Linked DNA regions of Homo sapiens: region 2 is linked to region 1. A link is a loop called in an ENCODE intact Hi-C map of the cell type or tissue named here. Cell type or tissue: Caco-2. All regions are shown on one strand. Each heading gives the region's core, and the rest is flanking DNA. Links, peaks and the distances in the headings are about the cores only.

Region 1 (9,067 bases), core at 635-8,634:
TACCGTCCTAAGGCTGGCTGAACAAAAGGAAATATGGTGTGATCCACAAAGAGTCGGTGATTGCTCGGTGGCTGAAGCTGCTGTGATACTTGCTGCTCCACGGCCGTTATTGGAAATCTTTCAGGAAGCCGAGAAATTAAACTCCCACCAAGGGCTGCCTGTCACGGACACTGATGCTGCCAGATCCAGAGCCCAGGAACGCCCTGCTGCAGAGGCTGCGAGAGCACTCCCTGCCCCCACTGCTGTTGAAACTCCACCTGAGCAGAAACTCAGTCACCTACTGCCGCTGCTACTGCTATTGCCGCAGCTGCTGCCACTGCTGCTACTGCTGCCACTGCCAGAGACTTCAACAGAAGGAGAAATAAAATCAGCTTCTTTCTCCCTTCTACCCTCCTTCCAAGCTCCCACCAGTGTCTCCCATTGGCAGAGGCTACTGGGAAGCAAGCTGGCTGGGGATTCTGGGAAATGTAGTTTGCAGGCTTCCAGCTCCTACAGAGAAGGGCAGGGAGAGTGGGGTGGCATTGAGAGCCGACAGGCAAACAGGCAGTACCATGTGAAACACAGACGTTTCGCAGAGCGCCGCTGCGTGTGTGCCTCTCTAGATGCTTTCCGTTTGGGTCTCGTTGAAGCAAAGTGAATGTATGTTGAATGTTTCAAAATTCTTAATGGAATACTGTCACACCACATTTAACCATCTGGCAATCAAATCCCTATTCCTTCTGGCCATTTACTCCTTTCCTCCTTAGGTTTGGCATTGGATGTGTAAATTCTGGAAAAAAAAAAAAAAACCTTTGCGTTTCACACTCCACTTTGCAGAACACCAGTGGAGTCTTTCCGGTCTCCTGCCTCTTATCCTCTTGAAAGTGCTTCATTAAATACCCAAGGGGCTGGATATATTGCATGGGACATCTTACGCAAAGGGATACATAGATTCCTTGTATTCCCTTAAGTAATCTCAAAAGATGCTCCTGGTTTTTCTTCAAAATTGTCTACGATTTTTTATTTTATCTATGATTACACACCTAGTCTGCTACATCTGTGATAATGCAAAAGGCTATTCTATTAAACTAGCAATGGCTGTCCCTTATGAAATGAGGTCACTTCCTCTTTAGACCTGAGCACTGAGAACATTAGATTATTCTTCGATTTTCTCTTAGGTTTATTGAGCCTGATTGTTCCTTCATGGGCTGAAATCATGCTGCTCTCTCCAAGAACAGCCCTGAGGAGGGGGCGAGTGGGAGGCTGTGATAGCTCAGAACCACTCCAACAAATAAATCAAAATCCAAAATAGAGCTGCTGTGAATTGGAAATCCTTCAGTATTTCGGATTTCCAACTCAGAGCATGGTCAGAGCTCAGGAGGAAACTTTGTTCCTACCCCAGAATTGGATCCTCAGGTAAAATCAAGTGACAGAACAGCGAGGGTAGTCATAAAGACAGAAAGTGAAGGGAGGCTTGTTTTGCCAGGGACAGTCCCACAGCCTTGCCATGGAGCCTCGTGTCTGCCTCCGCACCTGGCTGAGTCGCCCAGTGCCTGGTAGGCCCCTCCTATGGCAGTGACAGTTGCATGAGGCAGAGGTAGGGGCAGATGCAGGGGTGGCCAGTGGTCCAGTACAGGGTTCAAGGGATGCAGCTGCCTGTGAGGCCATCACAGGGATGAGGGATGGCATATTTCAAAGAAGTTTAAAGACAGAAACCAACAGGTATCAAGTTCCTATGATGGGACAGGCATGCTCTATCACTTTTCATTTTAATCCTGACAGTAACCTTATGACATTATCTCCTTTTTAGAAACAGGAAAACAGATGATCTTGCATCTGGCAAGCCACCTAGCCAGGACGCAATGCCCTGTCTCTGACACCCACATGCCCCTGAGGCGAATCCCGGCACTAGCTCCTCCTAGGACAAGCAGGAGGGACAAATAACCTTCACTGATCAGCTGTCATGCGCCAGGCATTGTGCTATGTGTCTGACATATGTTACCTACTTTAGACCTCCCCAGCACCCTGAATCATAGGTCCTGGTGTTCCCATTTTACAGGGTAGGAACATAAAGTCGAATGTTATAAATGTGTACAGGCAGGGGATTTGAACCCGGGCTTACTTATTCCAAAGCCAGATCTTTCTGTGGCATCAGCAGCTTCCTGATCTATTTTGGGAGTGGAGATGTAAGCATTGAAGGTCAGGAAGAGGGCTGGGCAGAGCAGGCCAAGAGCTGGATGATTGGTTTGGACACAGTGTGTGGAAACAGGAGAGCCTTGGGGCCTGGGGTGACTGTGCACTTGTCACAGCTGTCTTGCTCTTTGTGGCCTCTTCCCTGCCAGTGTCTCCCAGGGGTTAAGAAAGGCTTGAGCCGCTTTTATTTTTCCCCTAGAACAAGGTACAACAAGGCTGAGGTCCCAGCCAAATGTTTCTGGGCCCACAGTGGGCCCTCTTGCTGCCGCTCCTCCTGCCTGCACCTAAACCTGTGGGACCCCATGTAGCAAAAGCTCCTTTCAGCACAAGCAAGGACTCCCTTCTCAGGAGGCCTCCCTCCTCAATACAGAGGTCAGGGCCAGAGCCTACTCTTTAATTCATATCCCCGAAGACCCTTTACATCACTTACACCCAGGAGAGGGTCCATAATTATCTTCCCACTAACTGAAAAAACACATTAACCTTTTAAAACAAAATCCCCAGGGTTTTAGGAAAAGTGTAATCACTGAGGTCAACTTCGTGGGCTTACACTGGGATTTGTGAGCAACATTTTAAATAACTAAAAAGCATTAAGTAGTTAGTGACATCTAACAAAATATAAAAAGTAGACTATAAATATATGACCATTTTCTTTTTTATTTTATTATTATTATTATTATTTGAGACATAGTCTTGCTGTGTCACCCAGGCTGGAGTGCAGTGGCGCAATCTCAATTCACTGCAACCTCAACTCACTGCAACCTCCGCCTCCCGGGTTCAAACGATTCTCCTGCCTCAGCCTTCCAAGTAGCTGGGATTACAGGTGTGCACCACCATGCCTGGCTAATTTTTTGTATTTTTAATAGAGACGAGGTTTCACCATGTCTCTGGTCTCAAACTCCTGACCTCAAGTGATCCTCCCACCTCGGCCTCCCAAAGTGCTGGGATCACAGGCATGAGCCACTGTGCCCGGCCAAAATATGACCATTTTCTAAAGTCTCTTTCTTTTAAAATTTGGTGTCATGAAACAGTATTTCCTGCCTACAACTTGTAGTCATGTCCTCACTCCAGAATGTACCCTGCTCTCCTCTGAAGAAGAAAAAGAAGACAAAAAAGGAAATCATGTACTATTGGGAAATTGCTGGTTGAAAACTTCTCCTAACTCAATATTTTGTCCTCCTACCCTAGTTCTGTGACAAAGCTCAGTGGTCAGATCATTACACATTTAAGCCAAACAGAACTCAGAAATGGGAGGAGAGACACACCAACACAGAGAAAATCTAAGATCATAAAATAAGCTATTCTAGCCACGTTTTCCATTCTAGGTGAATATTGCCTATAGAAAAATGTTTTTAAACACGATTTTGTGAAAAACTGCTACTGGGAAGCCGCTGACACGAAAAGGATGTCCTCTTGGTGGGGAATTTAATCCCGTTTTTGGTATTTCGTGTCCATTACATTTTCAACAGGTGATCAGGAAAGCAGTGCTGGTGCTGGTGTGATTTCTCGACTTTACAACAGGTGCATACAGGGCATCCAATGAGAGTTTGAAAACATGCATCCCCAGTGATCATTTCTTAGGAGATAGTTGAGGCTGTTTTGTAACTCTCAGTGGCTGCCATAGGCATTTTCACAATGTTGCTTTCCTGTCTTTAATTTTAGTTCCTCTTTGAGCTGTGGAACAGCTAACACTGCTGCAGAAATGACCTTCCGCCATGTTCTGGAGTCTTCAGCTCCAAATGGGATTGGTCAGGGCCAGTGCGTGACACACTGCCTTGCAGACGGAAAGCCTTTGTCAGTGAATTCTCAGTGGTGTCAGATTTCTATTCACTCAAGAACACACCCAGAAACCTGGAGAAACAGCTCTTGCAGAGTAATACCGACTCTCCCTCCTCCTGCTTGTGCACTGGCCCAGGCAGAGAGGAAGGAAGTCACAACTTAAAAATAAAATTCACACATAAGCTTTTGGCCAACATTTACATCTTAATAACCTGAAGTCCCATGGGGTCCCACGCTGAGCTTTGTCCATGACATTCACAGTGTTCACACACCTCAGACCATCTCTTCTGGGATCTTCCTGGGAGGGCTGCCCCAGCAAAGCGAGCAGTGCTGCCCTTTGCTGAGAAAAGGTCTCCCCGTGGCCGGGCTGGAGCCCCACGCGTGTGCTCTTATGTGCTGCTGCTGTGTCCATCTGCCTTGCAATAAATTCCCCAGGCTTTATCAAATGGCCTTGGCTTTAGAATTTGCCCTTCGGGACACTAATGGTAGAGGAAATAGCTTGTCATTAGATCAAAAAAATTGTCATGAAAGTCCCTGCTCTTCTGCAAAATTAACAAAGCCAAGGCCTCCTCCCTTGGAGCCTGCCTCACCTGACAGAGGTGTGTCTGGCAACGTCTGGACGCACCTGGGACCCAGAGCAGCCAGCGGGAGGCTTTCGGGCCCCCTCAGCAAGAGGAAGTGCATTTGAACACCTGGAAACAAAATGCATGTCTCCGGACTGCCCTTCAGTAAAACATTGCTTCCAACTCCTGATATGCAGCTTTATTTTCATTTTTTAGATTATCTCTCGGTAATAGCCAGGACATAACTCATGGCTGACTCCTTTTCTAATTCTCCAACTTGCCTCAGTGCCTCCCAAAGCCTAGTCCCCGATGGTAAGGCTCTGTGACCCAGCGGTCAGGGTGAGGCCCATGGCAGTCGCCTGGTTCTATTAAGAAACCTCTATTTGTAGTCCTGCGCTTCATTAGATAAACTGGTTTTCTGCATGTAGACTGCAAGTAATCACCGCATACAAACAAAATGAACTCTGCCGCCTAGCACTAGATAAGTAATGCTTCAGAAACTATTACTCTAGGCCTCTTCATAAACTCAGTCCCTTCCCAGCCGCCTCCCCACCCCACCCCCTGGCTAAAGTGAACGTGTACTTATTTGCTGGCTGAAATTCTGTCTATCCTGGTTTCACAATCCTCCCTGCCTCAGTGTCAGAAGTCATATAGTTGCACAGACAAGCTTATCTTTTGGCAGCAATTTCTAAAACAAATGTAAGTCCTTTGCTTTTCTCTCCCCTGCCAACCCCCGACACTGTACTGCATCGCATAAGCTTCCAAGCTTGCTTTTAAAGCTTCGTCCTTGAGCACATGGGACATGGAAAAATACTGCCTGATAGGGTGGCTAATCTAGTGGGATGATTGGAGATCAGTGGATTAGGGAGACTGTGGCGTCAATTGAAGATCAAGGTCCACTGTGCTTCATGCCACTCCTTTAGAACACAAAGGCCAATATCATTCTTGCCACACCAGCTTAAAACCCGATACCTCGGAAGCAGGTTAGGCAAGGCAGCACAAGGACTTGCTGAACCCAGAGCAAGCAAATATCCCCACCTGCAAGCCTGCTTGGCAGAGCAGGGCTGACAGTGGGGCACAGAGAAAGTTACCTCAACCATTCTGTACTCCTCTTGCCTTTAACGAGCCCCCATTTTAACCAAGTTTCATCCCTCCTCTTTTTAAAGCCTCTCGAAGGACCCATAATTGCCCTTGATAGAGCTCCTTCACATGTAATTTGAATGTAATTCACTTACATAGTCAATCTGATCAGCACTTACTAATCCATTGCCTATAACTCATTTTTCATTATTATTTCTTGAATGAGTGATTTAAAAAATTGCATATGCATATCGTTCCCAAGTCTCTCTCTGAGCCTCTTTGTGACGGGGATGGAGTAAGCACCAGCTTGTATTTCCTTCCTAGTTCCCCTTCCTGCGGCGCTTCCCTCTTGGGGAGATTTCGGTGAATGCTGAAGATACTTTCTTGGGCAGAAATGAAGGGGCTTTCCATCCTCTGTGGAAGAACCACATTGACAAGCCCCCCAGCACCCCACCTTCTTATTCCCAGTTGTGTGACCTCAGTTTCCCTGACCGTCTCTGTGCCTCTCCTCGCAGCCCTCTTGAGGACTTGTTTCTCCACCCCATGGCTGCTCTGCCAGGCATGGTCTAGGCCTGGACATCAGCAGTCACCAGGTTTGCTTCCGAGGAGCAGCGGCAGCAGGAGGAAGTCTGAAGCTGTGGTGAATGTGCTCCTTTTGGAGCAGGGCCCAAGGCCAACCTGAGTCCAGGAGGAAGAGATGAAGCAGGACAGCTGCAGTGGAGGATGAGGACAGGGGGACGCAGAAGCACCTTCCTGCTGAAGTGTACCGTGAGGGGGTGTGGGGACCACACTTGGGGTTCTGCAGCAGCAGCTGGAGAAGAGGGTCACCTCAAATTGCAGAGGATGCACTGGAAGGCAGAAGGGGGAAAGAGACTCAGAGAGAAACAGGGGGAGGGAGAGTAGGGAGAAGCAGGGGGAAAGGGTGAGGGGAGAGAAAAGAATTACCTGCACAAGATGGCCACTTGGATGGAGGATGAGGAATAGAGAGCCCGGAAGGCGAGAAATAGGTCTAAATTCATGGCACACATTCATACACAGGAGGCCTGGATCTCTGTGGGCGCTGGGGTGTGTGTGCACCGAAGGTCCACCTGGCCTGTAGTTGGTATGTCGATGAGGCCTTTTCCCTCTCAATGTCCTGTGATAGCCGGAAGCATTATAATTGCTTAAAGGATGGTGGCTAGAAAAGTTGAGAAAGTACATATTCCCTAGAGTGCTCTGCTATATTTTTCTACGTTTTTATTTCCTCCAAGAGTGACAATCCCTCAAAAGCTCAGGAGGCTGCTTTGAAGGGGGAATTAGGGGCCAAGAGGCTTGAACGCCAAGAGAGGGAGCTGCGCTATCTCTAGGTGTGAGAATAGGGCTGGCCCAGCCTCCTGAAGAGGGGCTTCTCCAGGCCCAAGCCCAGGACCAACAGCAGCTGTGGGTGTGGGAGAGCGGCTGCTCTGGCCAATAGGACTACACCAACTGGGGTGTCTGAGCCAAACAAAGCCCACCAGGGACACCCCATGTTGGATCGGGCACCATATTTTCCTCCTTCCACCTGGAAAGTGATGCTGTAAGCTCCCGTCTGACTCATTCTCCAGGCTCAGCTTGAGCCCACCTCCAGCAAGAGGCCTCCCCAACCTGCTCCCACCCTCATTTAAACCAACAGCCCTCATGGCATCTACCAATTACAGTTTGCTGTTCATCAGTTTTTCCAAGCAGATTAATATTTTGAGGCCATGAGCAGTAGGGTTTTCAGAATTAAATAGAAAACTTTAGCACTGTTTGAAAACTTTAAGAAAAAAATCGGACTACCAGCAGAAGTGTCTTCCATGAGTGCTTTATACTTTTAAACTGGACTTTTTTTTTTTAATCTGGGAAAGTTGCAAATGAAGATGAAGAATCTGCAAAGACGTATCCCCCGGTGTTTAAAAAGAAATGCTTGGCCAAACAGGCTACCTTCAGGTTGTATTTTTTATTTTAATGAAGCAGGTCGGTCTCAGAAAGAAATGTCATAAAGAAAATGTGGCACATATACACTGTGGAATACTACGCAGCCATAAAAAAGAATGAGATCACATCCTTTGCAGCAACATGGATGCACTGGAGGACATTATTCTAAGTTAATTAACTCAGAAACAGAAAACCAAATATCGCATGTTTTCACTTGTAAGTGGGAGCTAAACATTGGGTACACATGGTCAAAAAATGGGAACAGTAGATACTGGGGAATACAAAAAGCAGGAGAAGGAGAGGGGGTTAAGGGTTAAAAACTACTATCTATTGGGTACTATGCTCACTACCTGGGTGACAGATTCATGTGTGCTCCAAACCTCAGCATCATGAAATTACAGCTTTGTAATAAACTTGCCCACGTACCCCCTAATTCTAAAATAAAAGTTGAAAAAAAAAAGAACACTTCATTTGCAAGGAGGAAATCAGAAGCCCAGGGTATAAAACTGCAAAGGATGTACGGTGGGAGGGAGATGTGACGCCAGTGGAGATTTAACTGTATCGATTATACTGATATTTCAACTAGCATCGTTACTGTTCTTGGTAATAGTAACAAGGCTCTGGTTATAAGTTCCGTTAAGTTTTGAATGGTCTGCCCACCTCTACTTTTCCCATGAGCTAATTATTTTTCACCCTTCGTTTTCCAGAAACGAGAGTTTTCATGGGCGATGAGGCGGATGAACGTATGAGATTGCAGTAGAAGCTCCAGTATGCGGCGATTTCTGGCTTATTGACCTATGACACTTTTTTTCTGGATTCTTATCTCATTTAACTTTGCTATTTGTATTAGTTTCCAAATGCTACTATAGCAAATTTCCACAAGCTTAGTGGCTTAAAACAACCCAACTGTGTTATCCTACAGTCTGAAGGTCAGAAGTCCAAGTTAGGTCTCACTGGACTAAAATCAGGGTGTAGACAGGGCTGTGTTCCCTCCCGCCTTGGCCAGCTTCTAGAGATGCTCTCACTCCTTGGTTCAAGGCCCCTCTCGTCTTCCAAAGAGAGCCATGTCCGGTCTTAACTCGCATTAACTCCAACTATCTTGACTCTTTTGTCCACTTATCAGGACCCTGTGACTACACTGGGCCCACCTGGATAGTCTAGACTCATCTTCCCATCTCAGATCTTTAACTTAATCTCATCTGCGAAATCCCTTTTGTCATGTAAGCTAATGCTCACAGGTCCGGGGATCAGGATGTGGACATTTTAGGGGTGTCATTATCCTGCCTGCCACGCTGTGGTTATTCACCTTTCTATGTGTTCATGCTTTGGCACCCCCAGCAGATGGGAAGCTCCTCTGGGGAGTGGGGTACTGCTTCTTTGTCATTCTGTTCCCCATAGCAATTGCCCAATTCAGATACTCAGAAGGTATTTTTCAATTAGTTTTCCTTCCTGACTCCTGGTTTGAATAACACAGAAGTGTATTTCTAGGTAGTAGCTGTGTTGAGCCAGCCATGGTATCTTACCTTCTTGCTAGTCAG
Region 2 (9,067 bases), core at 596-8,595, 110 kb after region 1:
TTTAATTTCATCATTATCATGTTTGTTTTCACAGTACTTAAAACTAATTTTAAGGATTTTTAAAATCGTTGCCCCAAGCCTGAAGAGAATAAAAATTTTTGCAACTCCTCTTACCACTCTGCTTCACAACACATATATTATTTCTCTGTTTCTCACATATATTATGCATCTTCTTCCAATTATTTACAACTCAGTTATAATCCACACATGACCTTGCCAGGCTATAGTTTTCAATAAAGTTCAACTCTTCAAAAGGATTCAGCAAAACGAAAAATTTCCGCAGGACATAAAACTAAACCAACAATGAATTTGCTTCCATACAGTTGTGATATTTCACTGAATTTCTTTATCTACTATGGCTCTTGTAAGAACAAATGAATGGCTTCTCCTGCTGTCAACAATTCACAATAAATACACAAATGCTTTTATCCATTTTACTTAACAGATCTGTTATTACGGCAATATTTTTTTTTCATCCACTCAGTAATACTATTGAACCATGATTGAATGGATTATATTTAAATTCTTAAGTCCCCAAATGTTACTCTGAGGCTGTTTTTACTAATCTTTATCCTGAAATACCACAGAAGTGAAGAACTCTAAGGCTTTTTTCATGAGTCCCAAGCAGACAGAGCAGCCGCAATGATAAATTCACTACCATATCCGAGTCCCAAGCAGAGAGGCTACCACAAGGGCAGCCGCGAGGATAAATCCACTACCATATTCAAGCACTGCTATTTCTCCTCTCACAAGACATTTCTGGATTCAAAATACAACAGAAAAAAAATAATTATTTACTGCACAGTTCAACAAAACATACTAAGTACTTAACCTGGCTACAATACACTGAGCAGGTTACTTGATTTCTCCAGCTGAAAAAATGAAGGGAAGGGGCAGGCAATCGTTGCTACAGAAACTCCCAATTCCAGCATGGTGCGAGATTCTATCTGATTCTCACTTACCCATGCGCTCTGATTTACTTCACTCCAGCCTAAGTTAATTCCTCAAAGTGTGCTTCATCAGCTTCACAGCATCTCAAAATTCTAAAACAGAACTTTTTGCCACATGCTACATATACTGTAATGGGGAGAAGCTTAGTTTTTCAGACTTACTAGTGTGTCATTTTCAAAACCACAAAATGAATGACTCAAACCTACAGCTCAACAACAACAAAATCAAAAATGAAGAAAGCCCTTGAATAGACATTCCTCCTAAGAAGATATACAAATGGCTAGGAGCACATGAAGTGATGCTCAGCATCATTAATTACCAGGGAAATGCAAATCAAAACCATCGTGAGCTACCACTTCATACCTATTAGGGTGGCCCTATCAAAACAAAAAGATAATAATAACAAATGTTGGTAAAAGGTGTGGAGAAGCTGGAACCGGTGTGCATTGCTGATGGGGATGCAAAATGGTACAGCTATGGAAAACAATTTGGTGGTTCTTCAAATGTTAAACATAGGATTACCGTATGACCCAGCCATTCTACAGAATTGAAATAACTGAAAGCAGGGACTCAAACAGATACTTTTATACCAATGATCACAGCAGCCTTATTCACAATAGCCAAATTAATAAGAATCCCAGTATCTACCAACAGATGAATGGACGAACACAATCTAGGAATATTACTCAGTCTTACAGAGGAATGAAGCTCTGATGCATGCTACAACATGGGTGGACCTGGAAAACATTCTGCTAAGCAAAATAAGCCAGACACAAAAAGACAAAGACTGTATGATTCCACTTACATGAGACATCTCGAGTGGTCAGATTCACAGACAGAAAGTAGAATGCTGGCTGCCAGGGGCTGCGGGAAGCAGTTATTGTTTAATGGGTATAGAGATTCTGATCCAGATACTGAAAAAGTTCTGGAGATGGATGGTGGTGATGCTTAGGCAACCTTGTGAATGTAATTAACGTCACCAAATTATACACTTTAAGATGATTGTAATGGTAAATTTTGTTTTGTAAATTTTACCACAGTTTTAAAAAGAATGCTTCAACATGCATTTATGAATTCCCTACTTGCTGCCACTGTTTCCTTCAGTGCTTTTATGGATGATAATTATTCCTTAATTTCAGGCAACTTAAAGTATTCACTATAGCCAAACACACACACACGCATGCACGCACACACACACACACATGCACGCGCACACACACACACATGCACGCACACACACACATGCACACGCACACACACACACGCGAAGAGAGAAAAGGAAGCATTTTCAAAATGAAGTAAGGACCAGTTTCCCCTTCAAGGCAATGTCTTCTCAAGCCCTGTGAGGAGAGGGTACTAAATGATATCTAAAGTAGGACCTACGTAGAAAAAGAGCTACATAAAATCCCTTTTAGATCGACGTGGGGAAGCAAACAAAGGAACTTACAAATACACTCTATTAGGCTGTTATTTTAAATAAGCAACAGTAACTCTAGAGCACTAATGGGAAGCCTTAAAAAAACCTTTTTATTTTGAAATTATTTCCAATCCACATAAAAATTTCAAAAATAGTGCCAAGAGTTCCTGGATATCTTTCATCAGCTTCCTTCACTTTACCGCGGGGGGCAGGAGTACTGATTCTGCAGCTCTGCTGGTTACAGTGTCTCCCCACAAGGGAAGGGTAAGTAGAGAGGGGAGATAATTATCAGGATTTAACCCCATCAGTTTTCCTTAATGACACCAGACCATAGTTCCATGTTCCAAACTAAATGTGGGAGAATTGTGGAAAAACAGAAAGAACAACAAAACAATATGTTGTTCTATGCCTATTTTACAATCTATTAAGAGTCTGTTTTAAAAAAAATAAAATGTATACACTTGGCAAAAAAATCTGTCACATTAGCACTGCGGCTTCCCCTACAATCTGAAACAACCCCACAGGGCCCATGGAAGAACTATAAAAGGGATTCACAGATAAGTAAAATCGTTTCTGGAACTGTCATCTTACTTGCCTAATTGTGTTTTCTCTATCTGGAAGAATTAGGCTCCTAACTGTAAGGAATGCAGACCATCTACCTACCTGGCTACCTCAAATCGAAGATAATTTTCTTTCGTTTTATACCTCCCTCTACATATCGTTAGCACTGAATAAACACCTGCTAAATAAATGACTGAATGGATGAATGATCAAAATAGTCAACGGTTTCAGCTGAGCACTCTCCTCTACCCGCCCCCCCACCGCCCCCCAACCCCCAACCCCCATCTCCCAAACTGCGAGGACTTTCAAGAAAAACAAAAATCGCAATGCATTAAAAGCACCTGTAAGTTAAGTAAATCCTCTCCTGTAACATTTTCAATTCACCCTGACTTCACCAATAGTCAGGATGACCACACCCAAAAGTGGAAAAAATGGGTCAGCTACATTCCCTACAGGGACCTTCCTCGCAGGCTTCCCAAGTTTCCACCCGCCTACAATGGAGAGAAGAAAGAGGAGCAGCAGTCCTGCCCCACATCCCCAGGTGTCCAGCCTCCGTCTGCCTTCTAGGGCCTTACCTTCAAAGGTCAGCTAAACAGTGTGTATGAGTTAAGTTTTCCCATATGAACAAAAATCCCAGCATCCTAAGAAAGAGCCAATAGAGATTTACCTTCAGGACTATTATTTTAAAGTGAGATTACACTTTGCTGTTCTTCTGTCAGTTGCAAATCCCCAAACCTACTAGAATTCACTTAAAACTAATCTACAGTGTTTTCATTGGAAGAAAGCAATCAGGAAAGCTCTGAGCCACTGAGCAGCTGGGAATTTCGCTGCTGAAGGTTTGGTTTAGTCTTTATTTTTCTAGCTGCTGGCCCTGCTAACATGATTCCATGAAGGTCGCATTTAATCTTGCAGAGAAAAGCTACCTAAGCAGTTCTTAGGTAGTCTTCAGTAAAAATAAATTGCCTTGGCTCTCTGGATAAGTCTGTTGCTTCAACCCAACAATTACAGTCAAAGAGAACAAATGAAGGCAACTGTAAAATACTATACTTGATTTCAAAAGAATTTCATCGCCTAGATGTTGTGGGCTGTGTTTGTTAATAACAAAGTTATTGTTAACAAAGAACCCATGGAAAAAGTAGCAGCTTCCAAATGTTTATCTTCAGGTCATCACCAAATATAGCTTATTTATCCCTACAAGAAAGTATTAGGATCATCATTGGAACTTAAACATCAAAAGAAGAAACTGATAATATTTTTTAAAGGTCTGGATACAAAGGAGAAAAACCGAACAATTTTTCACCTTCTGGGTGTGGAACCCCTAATACAAAGTAACAAATCCTAATGCAAAGTGACAAATCCTAATGTTTATGTGTTCAATTCATATACCATTAGGTTTCTAGTACAAACTAGATCTGTGCCACCCTTCCTGAGCTGGAATTCAGCCTTTCAAGCTAACCTTTGCTTTACAGCTGAAAATCAAATAAACTAATATTTATCTAGGTCTTAAAGGTGTCAAACACCGGTGAGGAATGCAAATAAATCGGACTGGATCCTGGCTCTCAAATAACTTACCACATAGGTGATACAAATGGAAAAATTCAAATAATCTAAGATTTTCATAACAGTTCAAGAGTCTAGAATGAAACATTCATCTCATCAAGATGCAGATAGCTAACTACCCTAGGAATGGGATGTAGAGTATGCTGCTTCTATAGAAATTCAGAGCATTTCATTGTTTTAGGCTGAAGAGATCAGGTATGGTTTGTGGGGAGAGCCACAGGGAGATTCATACAGTTATGACCAAAATAACCACTCCAACTCTACTTTCCTTCAGTCCTTTCAGGACTGTACTACAACTTTCCCCTGTATTGTCTTCACACCTTGATTGATTTCCTTATGCTGCACCAACCAAGATGGTAGCCACCAGCCACATGGGTCTACCATGCCCTTGGAATGTGGCTGGGCTGAATTAAGACGTGCTATAGGTGCAAAGGACACATTGGATTTTAAATACTCAGTATGAAAAATGGATACAAAATATCTCATTAGTATTTTTACATTAACGACATACTGAAATATTTTAGATAAAATTAGTTAAATGAGATATATTATTACAATTAATTTTACCTACTTCTTTTTACTTTTCTAAGTGGCTACTAGAAAATTAAAACTATACATGTGGCTCACATTATATTTGTATTGGACAATATCGTGCATATATATATATTTTTTTTTTGATGGGCTGTGGTACGGCATTCAGCCTCTGAACTCATAATGGTCATGCCCAATCCTACTTCCGTAGCAATCCAAAAACGTCTCCATGTTCATAAAGAGAGTGAAACTATTCTAATATTTTTTCAGATAAAAATTGGAGATTTGAGGTCTTCAGTTTGAAAAGTCAGAGGTCACACTCTGATTAAGCTCTACTGTCATTCTCCAACAGGGGTCTGGTAAAGGCAGGTGTGAGGGGAAAATACAACTTCTCAGGCTTCTTTCCAGACTCCTATAAAATGCCTTCACCTCCTAACACACAGAAATGAATAGAATATAAAGGGAAAAAATGTATAGGACACGAAGATAGGGAATGCATATGATGCGAAGATAGGGACCGTTTATGACATGAAGATAGGGACCGTATAGGACATGAAGATAGGGAATGTATTGGACATGAAGATAGACAATGTACAGCATATGAAGACAGCGACCATTTAGGACATGATGATAGGGAATGTATAGGATAGGAAGATATGAAGATAGGGAATGTACAGGACATGAAGATGGGGACTATATAGGATATGAAGATGGGGACTGTTAAGAAATGAAGATAGGGAATGTATAGGATATGAAGATGGAGACTGTTCAGGACATGAAGATAAGGAATGTATAGGGTATGAAGATGGGGACCATAAAAGGTCTGAAGATAGGACCATATATGACATGAAGGTAGGGAATGTATAGGATAGGGAATGTATGGGATATGAATATAGGAGCCATATAGGATATGAAAATAGCGACTGTATAGCATATGAAGATAGGGAATGTACAGGACATGAAGATAGGGACTATACAGGACATGAAGACAGGGAATGTTCACTCTCACTTCCCCTACAAACATTTTATACTTCACTTACCATGAGAATTAGATCTGTAGCCATTTGTGTACATTAAATGCTCTTTTCCAAAAGGATAATAAAACCTCTAATCTCCTCAAGAGGACCAAATAATTTCACCTTGGTTCCCAAGGTGCTGGGAAGACGTATCTCCCTAGGCATGTGTATTTCAAAAAGCATGAAAAACAGACCTTGGAGACATCCCCAGGTTACAAGTGTCTCACATTCTGAAAGGTTAGGATAAGACCCCTGGAACCTTTTCATCCCATGTCAGGGGAGCTAAGGTGTTTGTCTGTTTGGTTTTCCTTTTTCTTCTTCTTTTTTTTTTCTCTCTCTCTCCTTTTGGGACGGGAGAGGGACAGCTGCTCTGTCCCTGTCAACAAAGTGTAGCCCACATGTACATTCCATTAGTTTTCAGTGTCACCTAAGGGTCAAGGTTTAGGGGCCTGACACAATAGTGTCACTCAGGCTGTTGCCCCAGTTGTAAATATCAACAAGGAACTCTTTTCTCCTACCCAGGGGTTTTGTGTTTCTGCAGTATTCATATGTATAAAGAATGTTAACTGTGAAGTGAAATCATATCTCAAGCCCTTCACAGTTACTGACAAAACATTATGTCCCAACCTCACCAAAAAGCCACCAATCTAAGTGTCTCCAAGTAGCCACAGCTGTCTGAGGACAAAGGCTTCCAAGAGCCTGGCCAGGAAAGCCCTGGCTCTAGAGCCTGCTCCACACATGGAGGCAGAAAGGCTCGAGAATGGCCCCGTCCATGCACAGCCTCCTCCTCGGCAGCACCCAGTGTGTTTTTCCTAACCTTACGTGGACCAGAGGTGAGGGCAGAGATGACATATTAGCACTCTCTTGAGAATATTTTTCTGGTTAAAAGGGTAATTGGTAATTGTGCTTGCTGTTTTAAATTTGGAAAATACAAAAATGTTTCAAGAAGGAAAAAAAAAGCCAAACACCCACAATTTCACCATCAAAAAGATATGTTTTCTTCCAGGTTTTTAAAAATACCCCAATATACACATATGTTTTAAAAATAAAACTAGAAGCACAATTTCATATCCTTTTTTCCCCACCCAATCAGCATAGATCATAAATATTTTCCCATCACTAAACGCTGCTCGAAAACACGAGCTTTATAAGCTACCTATAGTCTGTCTGGATGTGCCGTAATTCGTTCAAATGTGTCTCTATTGTTGGATATTTAGCTTGTTTCCAAGTTTTTACATAACAAAAGCTAATTCAATAAACATCCGTGTACATACATCTTTGTTCCCATCTCTGGTTACTTCACGTAAGTAGGTTCCAAGAAGCAGAATTTCTGGAACAGAGAGCTTAACATTTTTAAGACTTTAAGTATATAGCACCAAGGTAAATTCCAGAAAGTTTATTTCAATGTAGAATCCTGACTACAGTCACTGTGGAGTACTCAGTGCCCCACTCAGTGACCCACACTACCCACTTATGGAATTCATAGTTCAGTTTTAACTTGTCCCATCTGGTTGTTTTTTGTTTTTTGTTTTTTTTTTGAGATGAAGTCTCACGCTTGTCACCCAAGCTGGTGCGATCTCGGCTCACTGCAACCTCCGCCGCCTGGGTTCAAGCGATTCTCCTGCCTCAGCCTCCCGAGTAGCTGGGACTACAGGTGCCCGCCACCATGCCCAGCTAATTTTTGTATTTTTAGTAGAGACGGGGTTTCACCATGTTGGCCAGGCTGATCTTGAACTCCTGACCTCAGGAAATCCGCCCGCCTCGGCCTCCCAAAGTGCTGGGATTACAGGCGTGAGCCACCGCGCACGGCCAATCCCATCTGTTCTTTAGGAAAACACATTATCAGCCCATTCTATTTCCCTGATTCCATATTTACCTCCCACAATCTCAATAGCACAATTACATTGATTTATCATTACAAATTACAAATATGAATGCATTAAATTATTACATGTGCCCTGAAAATACATACATCTATTATGTATTATTTCAAGAGTTTAAAAATAAAATAAAACAGTACCAAGGAAGATCAGTACGGGGGGAGAAGGCCTAAGAGAGCTATTACCGTATTTCCGTGGTTGCCTCCAAAGGCAATTTTAGATTGAGTTTGGGGCCTCACATAGTGAGTATCAGTTTCCCCATCCCCAAACAATGCATCAACATCAGCACACTTATACATTCTGAGAAATGCACCATTAAGCAATTTTGTCATTGTGTGAACATCACAGAGTGTACTTACACAAACCTACATGGTATAACCTCCTACACACCCAGGTTTATGGTATGGCCTATGGCTTCCAGGCTGCAAACATGTACTGCAGGTTACTGTACTGAGGACCGTAGGCCACTGTAGCACAATGGCAAGTATCTGTGTATCTAAACATAGCAAAAGGTAAAAGTATGATATTATCATCTTATGGGGCCACAGTCATGTGTATGGCCCATTGATGACCTAAACGTTGTGATGCAGCAACATCACTGTACCCTAAGGTGACTTCAGCCATGTCCAAGTGACAACTACTCACAACTTCATGTTTCCTGGTGGTATAATGTCAGCAGCTGCCTAGCAGTTTTCCCATCAGCCTTTCTCATCCCCAGGATAAAAGGATCTGATCCCACAGTCAGCAGTGGAGGGTCCTCCAGTCTTTCAACTGGTCCTTGAGTTATCACTAATTGCCTAACCAACTTCACCTCACCCCTCCGATCTCTAAAACTCTTTCAGTGACATTTATGCAAAGACAGAAAATCTCCCTGCCTGATTGTCTCTTCACTCTCTCCCATTCAAGAATCCAGGAGTCACTAGTCACCTATTTTCCTTCTCATCACCCCATCCCCCAACTCTCACTTTCCACCAGCCTCCCATTGCTATCCTTTCACCCGACACACCCATCATATCTAGGTGTTAAGACACTCTTATCACCACTGTAATTTTTCTCATCTTTTCCAATAGATCTAGGGTAAAAAGGACAAAAGAATTCTTTCAAAAATAACATGGTAGATATTACTTGAAATAAAGCAATTTGTATGCAGT

The links. Hi-C counts contacts between places; a loop is a spot of excess contacts. Peaks named below come from ENCODE experiments on the same cell type or tissue, not always from the same donor. Only the 100,000 strongest peaks of a DNase experiment are listed, where the experiment ranks them.
Region 2: it touches region 1 in a loop (7-fold over the local background); 37 of 110 quality-filtered maps call a loop at or near these places.

What each region holds. Positions count from the first base shown.
Region 1 is chr4:184,343,550-184,352,616 of GRCh38, forward strand. LINC02363 (long intergenic non-protein coding RNA 2363) reads right to left here. Exons shown (of 3, transcript NR_040108.1): 2 at 6,540-6,729. Among named protein-coding and RNA genes, the nearest start is that of LINC02363, 5.9 kb to the right of the region's middle. RefSeq lists a silencer at 1,700-1,769 and enhancers at 3,827-4,121, 3,869-3,918, 3,999-4,348. In Caco-2, for the core only: no CTCF peak of the experiment used is centred there; DNase peaks (open chromatin) are centred at 5,102 and 5,412.
Region 2 is chr4:184,458,504-184,467,570 of GRCh38, forward strand. All of the region lies in intron 1 of IRF2 (interferon regulatory factor 2), which reads right to left. Among named protein-coding and RNA genes, the nearest start is that of IRF2, 12 kb to the right of the region's middle. In Caco-2, for the core only: no CTCF peak of the experiment used is centred there; no DNase peak of the experiment used is centred there.